3 separate regions of the Homo sapiens genome follow, and all the other regions are linked to region 3. The links are chromatin contacts, found by Hi-C or POLR2A ChIA-PET in ENCODE. All regions are on one chromosome and are shown on one strand. The core of a region is the stretch at or near the end of the contact, and the rest is flanking DNA. Distances in the headings are between cores, read along the strand shown. Region 1 holds the start of CFAP99 (cilia and flagella associated protein 99). Region 2 holds the start of CTBP1 (C-terminal binding protein 1). Region 3 holds the start of LETM1 (leucine zipper and EF-hand containing transmembrane protein 1).

Region 1 (3,206 bases), core at 110-2,609, 560 kb before region 3:
TTGAGGCTAGAGATATAGGTTTTGAGAAGTTTGGGAGAAAATGGTTGTTTATAAAACCATGTAACTGTAGGAAATCCCCCAGGGAGGGAGTGGATAGAGTAGGTTCCAAGGACTGAGTCCAGGGTCTCCAGTGTTGAGAGGTCGGTGAGCAGGGGAGGCATCCAGCCAAGGAGATCAAGCAGGAGTGGCCAGGAGCGAGGAGGAGAAGTGGACAGTGGGATCTGTTTCAGCCAAGTGAGGATGCTGTGTCACGGAGAGGGCACAGTCGGCTGGGTCACGTGGTAGTGACAGTTCAAGGAAGAGATGAGCGCTGACCCCGATCATCGGATTTTGCAACATCAAGGTCAAGGATGACTTTGATAAAGAGCTTCAGAGGAGTGGTTGGGTGAAAATCTGATGGGAGTAGTTTCCAGAAAGAACAAGTGGGAAGGAATTGGAGATAAGGGGAAACTCCAGAGGGGTTTTGCCCTTCAGAGGGTCGACTGGGTGGTAGGAAGAGGAGAGTAGGGAAAATCAATCAGTTACTCAAAAATAAACATGGACCCTACCCCCAACTAAGAGAAATCTTAGATGCCAGCGCGCCTAGGCTCACATCGCGTCTGTTGGAATAAAGTGGTCATGGAGCCCACGGACCTTTCTGAGCACCTGGCACTGGCCAGTGAGGACAAGCAGGAACAGGTCAGACTTCTCAATTCTGAACCGAGGGGGGCATGACTTCCATCTCCTGTGTCTTACATCTGCACGTTTCACAACAAGCCAGAGACGTGGTGGTGGTGCGGCAGGGAAAAGTGCAGCGCTGTGGGGTCAGGCCGACCCAGATCCGCCGTGATCTGGATGCAACCCCCACAGCCAGGGCACGCCGGCCTCGTTGTGCCTGCTTCTCTGGCTGTCAATGGGAAGTTTAAGTGAGGCCACGTGTGGGTTTTTAGCTCTCTGCTTGACACATAGCAGGTACTCAGATTGAGGTGAGCGTTTTAAGGTACAAATTAGGGCACCACTGGGGGGAGTAGCGAGGGCGGAAGAGTATCTTTTTAGAACGCACCGCTGATAGTGGTGATTTAAAAAAAAAAAAAGAGGCACCGTTCACTTTCATCGGGGAGCTGGGAAGAAGACAGAAGAGGTGTTTGGGAGAAGCAAGATGAGCAGCGAGCGAGAGGGAACCGGCCGGCAGGTCATGAAAATCGGCGGCGCGTCGCCCCGCACCTGTCCCGCCCCCGTACCTGGCGGGCGCTCGGGGCAGCCGAGCCCTCCTGCCGCCGCCACCTGCCACCGCAGCAGTTTCCTGGGCCAGCTGGGGCTAAGGTGTTGGCAGTCGTCGTCCGTCAGCTCCCGGTAGGCAGGACGCCGCGGCTGTTTGGCGTCGTCACCTAGCAACCGGCGGCACGCTCCGCCGCCATCGGGTGGACTACAACTCCCACAATACACAGCGCCGCGGCGCGGCCCGGGACGCCAAGCCCTGGGCGCCACCTCCCCGCCATGCCTTTCGGGACTTGTAGTTTCTTGGATACCCGGGCGCGGCGGGTCGCCCCGCCGGCAGGGAGCGCGCCTCGGGCGGGGTGCGGCGCCCGCGCAGGGATTGGGCCGCCTCCGCCCCGCCCGCCCCGCCCGCAGCGCGCGGTGGGCCCGGGGCTCGCGGCGCCCTAGGCGCATGTGCGGCGCGGGGCGGCCGTGACCAGCGGAGCGCTGGGTGTCAGTGAGCAGCGAGGAGCCGCGCGCCCCCGTGCCCGCGTCTGTCCGTGCGCCCGAGCGCCCACTCCCGGGTCTGAGGTCTGCCCGGCGCGCCGCTTGCAGAGCATACTCAGGGCCGCGCACCTGCCCCGCGCACCTGCCCGCCGCCCGCTCGGCGCTCCGGGCTTCGCTAGCCAGCCTCCCTGCGACAGCGCGGGGGCTCCGGCCGTGCCTCCGCGTCCGCCCCGCGCCTCAGCCGGGCCCGGGCGCAGCGCTGCGGAGGGCGAGGGCCGCCCGGAGTCCGGCCAGGGCCGGCGCGGCGATGATGAACAGGTTCCGAAAGTGGCTCTACAAACCCAAGGTGAGCGGCCCCGCTCGGGCCGGACGCCCCCCGCGTCGCGGCCTCTCCCTTCCCCAGGACCGCCCGTCCGCCCTACAAGACGGACTCCCTTTCCCTGTCCGTGGCCGGCCTCTTCCCCCACCGCCGACATCCTTCCCTCCACTCCAAGACTTGGACAGATCTTCATCGCCCTGTCTCTGAGGCGGATCCGAACCTCCCTCCCGGCTTCCTAAGCCCGGGTCCAGGACTGACCCTCCTGCTCCTCCTCTCGGGCCGGGGCGCACTTTCCCTCCCCCTCTATCCAGGGCCACAACGGGCCCCTCTCCCTCCTCATCCCGGTCCTGGACGGTGCCCTCCTACACTTCGTGGTCCCCAGCCCGCGGGCCCGGAGCAGACCCCCTACTACTTCTCCGTCTCCCCTCCCTGCACCAGGAATGCCCCCTCATTCCCGTCCTGCCCCCACCCCCATTGTCCTGGGCCCGGAATAGATCTCCCTCCGCACTCCAGAACAGACCCTCTCCCCACTTCCCCAGGTTCTGAGAGAACCCACATTTCCCAATCCCTGGGTCCAGGGCAGACCCGTCCTTCCATGTCCAGAGAGGATCCTGATGGCCCTGCCAACGGCCTCCCTTCCCGAACCAGGACTGACCCACACCTCGGCCCAGTTCGCGTCCCCTCCCTTGTCCCTATCCTTGTCCCTTCCCCACCCACGTCCTCTGGAATCCGGGACAGGTCCTCCGCCCGGCCCTTGGGGCGAGCGCGCCCGTGGCCAGCAGCCTCGGCGGGGCGGGAGGTGCGGCTCTCCAGCCGGCGCCCGCGCCTCTCCTAGCGCCGCGGGGTCGGGGTCCGGGCGGCGCGCCCCGTGCCTCAGCGGCTGCGCCAGTCGCACTGCGGGCGCTGCGTCCCCGCCGCCCGCCTGGGGCTCGTGCCCGCTGCAGCCGGAGCAGGGCCGGGCGCGCTCGGCGCGGGATGAAGGCGCGGCGGTGTTCAGGATCCCGGCGCAGGGTCCAGGGCGCATCTGGGCGTCCGAGGGTGGCACCCTGGGGCCGGCGCAGCGGGGAGGCCCGGGCCCTGAGATCTTGGGGGAGGTCACGGCTCGGGTGGGGTCACCGCGGCGACCAAGGGCGGGAGTGGGGCCAGCGCTTCGTCCGGGCAGCTCGGACGTCCGAGGCCACCGCGTTGCCGACCTACCCCTCCT
Region 2 (2,868 bases), core at 1-2,500, 610 kb after region 3:
CCTCACCCTCCCCAAAGCTCTGGTGACACCTGCCAGGTTTCCTCCAGGCCACAGCTCGGCAGCCCGATCTTAGAACAGAACGTGGCACGCAGGGCAGGTCTGGCTGAGGGCCCAGCATTGTCAGCGGGGTTGGAGGTCTTCCCGGGCCTCGAAGGGGAGACGTAGGCTTCTCAGGGCAGCCCAGGACGCGTCCTCACGAACCACAGCGAAATTACAGCAGGTATCTCGCGGATAGGAGTCTGCATCATTCCGTCTCCATGCCGTGGTTTCTGAAATTATGCAACTATCTCGGCATTCCAGAGGGCTCAGAGTAGCCACGCGCAGAGGCCCTCCCCATGGGGTGGATGGAAGCGTCCACTCGCGGCGCGAGGAATATCCCTGGGCCCCTCGGGAGAGTCTGCAGGGGCAGCCCCTGGGTGAGCAGGCCCAGTGCGGCCTCTCCCTGAAGGGACTTTCGGGCCCTCCCGGGTCGGGGCTTCACCGGTAGCAGGCAGGGCTTTGATATTAATGCTTAAAGGGAAAGCAGAGCTGAGCTGTCAGGACGTTGGTTAGCTACAAACCCTACTCTTGTTAAAAGAGAAATGGGGTCGGGGAAGGGGTTCTCCAGCCCTGAACTTCCCGGGCCGGGCAGGACGCGGTCCCTCCAGGAGTCGGGGCTCCCCCGCCTGGGGACGCACTGGGGCAGGCGCGCTTCTCCTCTCGGGGTCCCATGTGCCGCCGGCTCTCGGACGGTAAATCAGGGCTCGGGTGGGGGCGATGGGGGGCCCGCGGCCTCGGTGCCCCTGGCCAGCCTCGGAGGCGCACGGGCCAGGCCGCGGGGCGAGAAGCGAGCGCGGGAGGGCGGCAGCTGGCGGAGCGGGAAGGGAGCGGGGCGGCTGCGGCTGCGGCGCGGAGGAGCGCCATTTACGTTCGGGCCCGCGCCAGGCGCTGACGTGGGCGGCCCTGTCTCGGCTTCCGGGCCCGCAGGGTCCTCGGGGCGGACGGCGCTCCCGCCAGCGGCGCTGAGTCCGGCCCGACCCTGCCCGACTTCCTCGGGGACAGGCGGTTTAGAACGTGCGGAACACCAGGCCCGGGGCCTCCGCCGGGCTGCAGCCCCGCGAGCTTCCCGCCAGGCTCCCGCCCCGCCCCGCCCCGCAGCCGCGTCCCGGCCGGGCGGGCCCTGAGCCGCCCGCGTGAGTCCGTGCGCCGCCCGCGCTGGGAACCAGGAGACCAACCGCGAGGCCCCGCCCGCGCGCGCCGCCGTGTCCCCGCCCGCGCGGTCGTCGGAGCGCGGCTCAGCGGCGCGGCGGAGACTCGGCACGGCGGCGGCCAGGCGCAGGCGGGCGGGCGGAGCAGCGGACGGCGCCGAGGCCGCCCCACGCGCCGGGCTCGCGGCGGCGCAGCGCGCCGGAGTGGTCGGGGCCCGCGGCCGCTCGCGCCTCTCGATGGGCAGCTCGCACTTGCTCAACAAGGGCCTGCCGCTTGGTAAGGCCGCGCGCGCGCGCGTTTCCGGCCGCGGGCGGGGGCGGGGCGGGGCGGGTGCCGCGCGGGCGGGGGGCGCGGGGGCGGACCGAGCGCGCGCCCGCGGGCCGCCGGCTTTGTGTGCGAGTGCGCGTGCGCGCCGGCGTCCGCGCGTGGCCGCGGTCGGGGGCGGGACCGCGGGAAGGGTCTTGCGCATGCGCGGGCCGCTGCGTGTGCGCGAGCGCCGCAGTCTGCTCTCCCCGCCCGCGGCCCGTGCAGGTGACACAAAAGGGCCTGTGGGCCTCTGGGCTGCCCCGCCGGACCCCCAGCTCCACCGACCCCAGCCCCGTCGGACCCGGGACGGCACCCCGGGTCCCGATCCCCGGCCGCTACCCCGTCCCCGGTCATGACCCCGTGGCTGGGCCTGCGGGGCCGGGATGGGGCGGGAGCCGTGCGCAGCTCGGGGTGTCCTGGGGCGCGCGCTCCCGGGCCACTCGCGGGAGCGCGCCTCCCGCGGGGAGGCCGCCGGCGACCGTGGCCGCGCGCTGTGGGGGAAGGGGACGGGGCGCGGGTGCCGGGTATGACCGTGGAGGAGGCCGCTGCCCTCAGACCGGGCCCAAAGCGCAGCCCCCGGCGGTGACGCGGGAGGGCCCGGGGTCTCCGTTCCCGCGAACTCCGCGAGGTCCCGGACCGGCCCAGCGCCCCCACCTGCCCTTGCCTGGGCCCGCCCAGGTCCCGGGGCGCCTTCCTCGCGGGCTGCGGCCGCGGAAGCAGGGAGCACGGGCGGGCGCCGGGCTTGCCACCATCGCCATCTTGCAGCGCCCGCGTCCTGGGCCGGCCCGAGCCGCTGCGCGGAGCCTCTCTTTCCCTCGACCCGGCTGCAAAGGCAGAGTCCGTGCGCCTGAGCCCCGGGCCGAGACTGGAGCGTTCTCTGGCGGCCTCCAAGGGCGCCGGTGTCTGGAAGCCCGGCCTGGGCCAGATCCCTTTTGCTGTCGTCTCCGTGATTGCCGGGACAGAATTCCCTTCCAGTGGGGAAAAGGGAAGGCGGTCGCGCCCTTCCCGGTGCCCTGAGTGGGGAGGTGAAACCCTGAGAGTTGGGGCAAGAGGGCCTGGAGCTAGGGCCGAGGCGGCGGGTGCGCAGGGTGTTCCGTTGAGCCCGAGCCCCCCCCCCCTCCCCGGCCTCTCCACCGTTTCTGTAGGAGCGCGGCAGGGAGCACACGTCCCTCGGGAAGAAAACGGCGCTGGCGGCTGGGCCCGCACCGCGGCCGTCCTCGCTGAGCTCCTAGCGCGTGGCCTTTGCGCGTCTGTGTACCCGTCTGCAGCTTGGGGCAGGGTTGGGGGAGAACCGTGGGGTAACTATTTGCCGTTGCAGCTGAGGATGACAGCTGCGGTTTGGGGGTCCCCCTTTCTGTGTCCTGGAACTTTGTA
Region 3 (3,256 bases), core at 529-3,028:
TTGCCTCCTGGGGGATGGGTGGAAAAGGGGCCCCTTCATGTCTGTTGGCAGCACAGGCCTAGGTTCAGGCCTAGTTGTGCTTAAACTCTGTCTGCATTTGATGTCTGCAGTGCCCACTGACCGGTGTGGACACAGGGACTTACAGACGGCTTCAAAGTGCCCTGCACTAAACAATGCCCCCTTCTCCCACTGAGATGGGGAATTCAAGCCCATCCAGGCCCAGTACCTGGCAGTTCCTGATGGGGAAAACCACCCAGGCAAGCAGGCTACGTTTTCCTGACGGGTGAGGACCGACTGCATGGACAGCAGGGGCAGAGGGGACCCTGGGGAGGGAGCCTCCTAGGGAGATGTGCCATTCAACCAGCCTCTCAAGACTGGGGAGCTGGCTGGCATCAGGCGTTTCACACCCCATGCGCTCCAGGGAACAGAGATGCTGAGTGTGCACTACAAGACCCTCCCCAGGCGGTGCCCTGAGGTGCCGCGGAGAAGCAGGAGGAGGCAGGTTACATCCCTGAACAAGACAGAGGGCAGGGCAAGTGCTGTGCTGGGGATCTCCTAGCTGGAGATCTCCACCAGCTGGGCCCCCAGCGCCGCAGGTCCCCATTTTTCTCCCTGCCTGCTTTCTCTGCCCCAACTCAGGGATCCTCATCTTAGGGAAGGAAGGGGAAGGTGGAGCTCAGAGGTCACGGTCTGCTGGGAGGCTGCACGGTCTCTCTCCCCTGGACTGGTCAGGGCCGGCTATTAAACTGGGCTGGGGGGAGGCTCCTGGGAGACGGCGCATGAGCGGTCCGCGAGCCCAGCCCAGCTCTGGCGGGAATTCTGGAGACTTCGAGCCAGGTCCTTGGCGTCCTGGGCTTCGGCTGTTCCTTCTTGGACTGGGAAGTGGAGCGGACAGGGTATGGCCCAGGTTAGGAAGTCTGGCGCTCTTGCGGCGCGCGGGACCCCAGGGGCTGCTTAGGCCAGAGCGAAACGAGGGGTCCCCCCGCGCCAACGCAGGACCCATATCTACCCCTCCCGCTCAGACGGGAGGACGCGGTGTGCCGGGATGGGGGGCCGCTATGCTGGCTGCGCCGCCACCCGGCCTAGTGCCCTCGCCTCCAGGGGCCGGCATGGCCCTGTCCTTCGGGGCGGGACCCTGCGCTCCCGTCCCCCCAGTGGTGACGGGGACTCCCGACGCCGAGCAGCGCCGTATCTGGGGAGCGCCGCCCGGTACGCAGGGAAGAGGCACTCAGAGCTGCGCGCGCCAGAGTGCAGACCGCCGAGGGCAGAGCCACAGAGCAGGGGGGCCGGCGAGGGACCGCGGCCGAGGGCGTCGAGGGCGCCCCTCCATCCCCAGCGTCCCCTGACTTGCCCTTGGAGCCCCAAGCTCCCAGGAGCCGTTTTCTACTCGTGGGTGCAGGACTTAGTCCCAGAAAAGTTCCGGACACACGCGCTGCTGCCGCCGCCCGGAGACGAAAAGACACTCCCCGCGCAAGCGCGGCCGACTCCCTCAGCTCCTGCGGCCGCCACGCTGCGAGCCCCGGCGTCCACGGTACGACGGGAACCAGGATGCAGCGAGCCCCAGGAGCCAGCCGCCCCGGTGCACGCCGGGACCGGTAGTCCGCGCCTCAGGGTAGTCCGCCGCTCCGGTGCACGCCGGGATCGGTAGTCCGCACCCCAGCGTGCAGGCCGTCCCGGTGCACGCCGGAACCGGTAGTCCGCGGTGGCGCGGTCCGCCCCTCACCTGGCCAGCGGCGGGCGCTGAGGGGCCCAATGGGAGCCGCGGCCTGGCCGCCCCGCCCCGCGCCTCCGGACGTCTGTGCCGGGACAAGGCCGCCGCTGGTGCCGGGTCCTTGAGGAGAGCGCCTCCCGTCCGAGGCCAGCCGCCTCTGTCAGCCGTCCGCGCGGGCCGGGTCTGAAGCGCCGCCGGGACGGCGAAGAGCCGCGGCCGCCGCGGAGAAGGAGGCAGCGCAGGAGGCCGGAGCGGCCGCCGCGCCCGAGCACATGGCGTCCATCTTACTGAGGAGCTGCCGCGGCCGGGCGCCCGCCCGCCTCCCGCCGCCGCCTCGGTACACCGTCCCGCGGGGTAAGCGGCGGGCACCCCAGGGCGGGGCCGGCTCCCGGCTGGTGGGTCGGGAGCGCGGACGACCCGCGGGTTCGGGCTGGTTGTCACGGCGATGCGGGGAGCCCGGTGGTCCCGGCCTCCGGAGCCCCTGCGGGACCGTGGGGCCCCGGGTCTCGTCGCGGGCTGGGCCGCCAGCGCCGGGCGGAGCCGCTGGGCCTCTGCCGTGTGTTGTGACCTTAGGCGGCCGGGTCCCCCGGGTCACTGCCTCAGAGACAGTGGGAAAATTCTGAAGGGCTGGGCAGCCCTGGCGCGCCCTGCGCGAGTAAGCTTGGTGGAACGTGTCCACGCACGAGGACGGCCGTGCCCTTTGGTCACGTTTGGGGTCCCGGAGACGAGACTGGGTGGGCAGGGCAGACACCGGCGAGCAGGACCTGCTGGGCTGCAGGAGCCTTCCTGGTCCGTCACTGATGAGGTGATGCCAGCACCTACAAACCCCTGTGGTGTGATTAGGCCGCGACCGGCACCCGGGGAACACGGGGACTCCGGAGCCGCTGAGGGTCCTCAGGGTGCGTGGCTTTAGCCCCCCTAGCCTCAGGTGCTGTCTGGAGTGAATGCTGTCCCAGGGTGTGCCCACCTCCTCTCTCTCTCTAATTAACCAACTTATTTGAGTCTATGTCCTTATTTGTAAAATTGGAATAAACATAAAACTTGCTAAGAGGGACTCAAGTAAAATAATTAGTGCAGTGGTGCGATCATACTCACTGCACCTCAAACTCCTGGGCTCAAGCTATCCTTCTGCCTCAGCCTCCCAAGTTGTTAGTTGTGCCACACAACACCCAGCTAATTTTTTTTTTTGTAGTTTTTTTGTAGAGACAGGGTCTTGGTATGTTGCCCAGCCTGGTCTTGAACTCCAAGGCTCAACTGATCCTCCTGCTTTGGCCTCCCAAAGTGCTGGGATTACAGGAGCCACCATGCCCAGGCACCCAGCTTCAATATTCTTGTCTCTGTTCCCCACCCCCAAAGAGATAGATTGAAGTTGCCCTGAATGTATCCTCCCAATTCTTGTTTTTTTTTGTTTGTTTGTTTGTTTGTTTTTAAAGACAGAGTCTCAATCTGTTGCTCAGGCTAGAGTGCAGTGGTGTGATCTTGGCTCACTGCAACCTCCACCTCCTGGGTTCAAGTGATTCTCTTACCTCAGCCTGCCGAGTTGCT

What was found. A loop is a pair of places that touch in the nucleus more often than their neighbours do. ChIA-PET counts read pairs that join two places held with the same protein, here RNA polymerase II (POLR2A). Pooled maps may share reads with other maps.
Region 1: a map of B cell shows a loop between it and region 3 (12-fold over the local background). The contact joins the promoter of CFAP99 here to the promoter of LETM1 in region 3. A Hi-C loop is called at or near these places in 6 of 168 maps with a recorded cell type or tissue (B cell, CD4-positive, alpha-beta T cell, dorsolateral prefrontal cortex and 2 more), 12 of 37 single-sample maps with no recorded cell type and 22 of 50 pooled maps. POLR2A ChIA-PET finds 5 or more read pairs at or near these places in 4 of 52 experiments (CD4-positive, alpha-beta T cell, GM10248, PC-3 and 1 more).
Region 2: a map of gastrocnemius medialis shows a loop between it and region 3 (5-fold over the local background). The contact joins the promoter of CTBP1 here to the promoter of LETM1 in region 3. A Hi-C loop is called at or near these places in 3 of 168 maps with a recorded cell type or tissue (ascending aorta, gastrocnemius medialis and naive thymus-derived CD4-positive, alpha-beta T cell), 2 of 37 single-sample maps with no recorded cell type and 17 of 50 pooled maps. POLR2A ChIA-PET finds 5 or more read pairs at or near these places in 1 of 52 experiments (CD4-positive, alpha-beta T cell).

The regions. Positions count from the first base shown.
Region 1 is chr4:2,417,108-2,420,313 of GRCh38, reverse strand. It overlaps CFAP99 (cilia and flagella associated protein 99), which reads right to left and starts at 1,359. Exons shown (of 16, transcript NM_001193282.4): 1 at 1,221-1,359. ZFYVE28 (zinc finger FYVE-type containing 28) reads left to right here and starts at 1,669. Exons shown (of 13, transcript NM_020972.3): 1 at 1,669-2,029. The coding sequence starts at 1,991. RefSeq lists silencers at 1,145-1,194, 1,435-1,664, 1,785-1,944 and an enhancer at 2,950-3,206.
Region 2 is chr4:1,247,512-1,250,379 of GRCh38, reverse strand. It overlaps CTBP1 (C-terminal binding protein 1), which reads left to right and starts at 1,250. Exons shown (of 10, transcript NM_001012614.2): 1 at 1,250-1,464. It overlaps CTBP1-DT (CTBP1 divergent transcript), which reads right to left and starts at 940. Exons shown (of 2, transcript NR_033339.1): 1 at 908-940; 2 at 1-269. RefSeq lists enhancers at 1-61, 122-171 and silencers at 542-1,471, 1,642-2,361.
Region 3 is chr4:1,854,678-1,857,933 of GRCh38, reverse strand. It overlaps LETM1 (leucine zipper and EF-hand containing transmembrane protein 1), which reads left to right and starts at 1,778. Exons shown (of 14, transcript NM_012318.3): 1 at 1,778-2,065. The coding sequence starts at 1,984. RefSeq lists enhancers at 1-692, 1,362-1,431, 2,069-2,570 and silencers at 962-1,181, 1,582-2,141, 2,152-2,341, 3,136-3,256.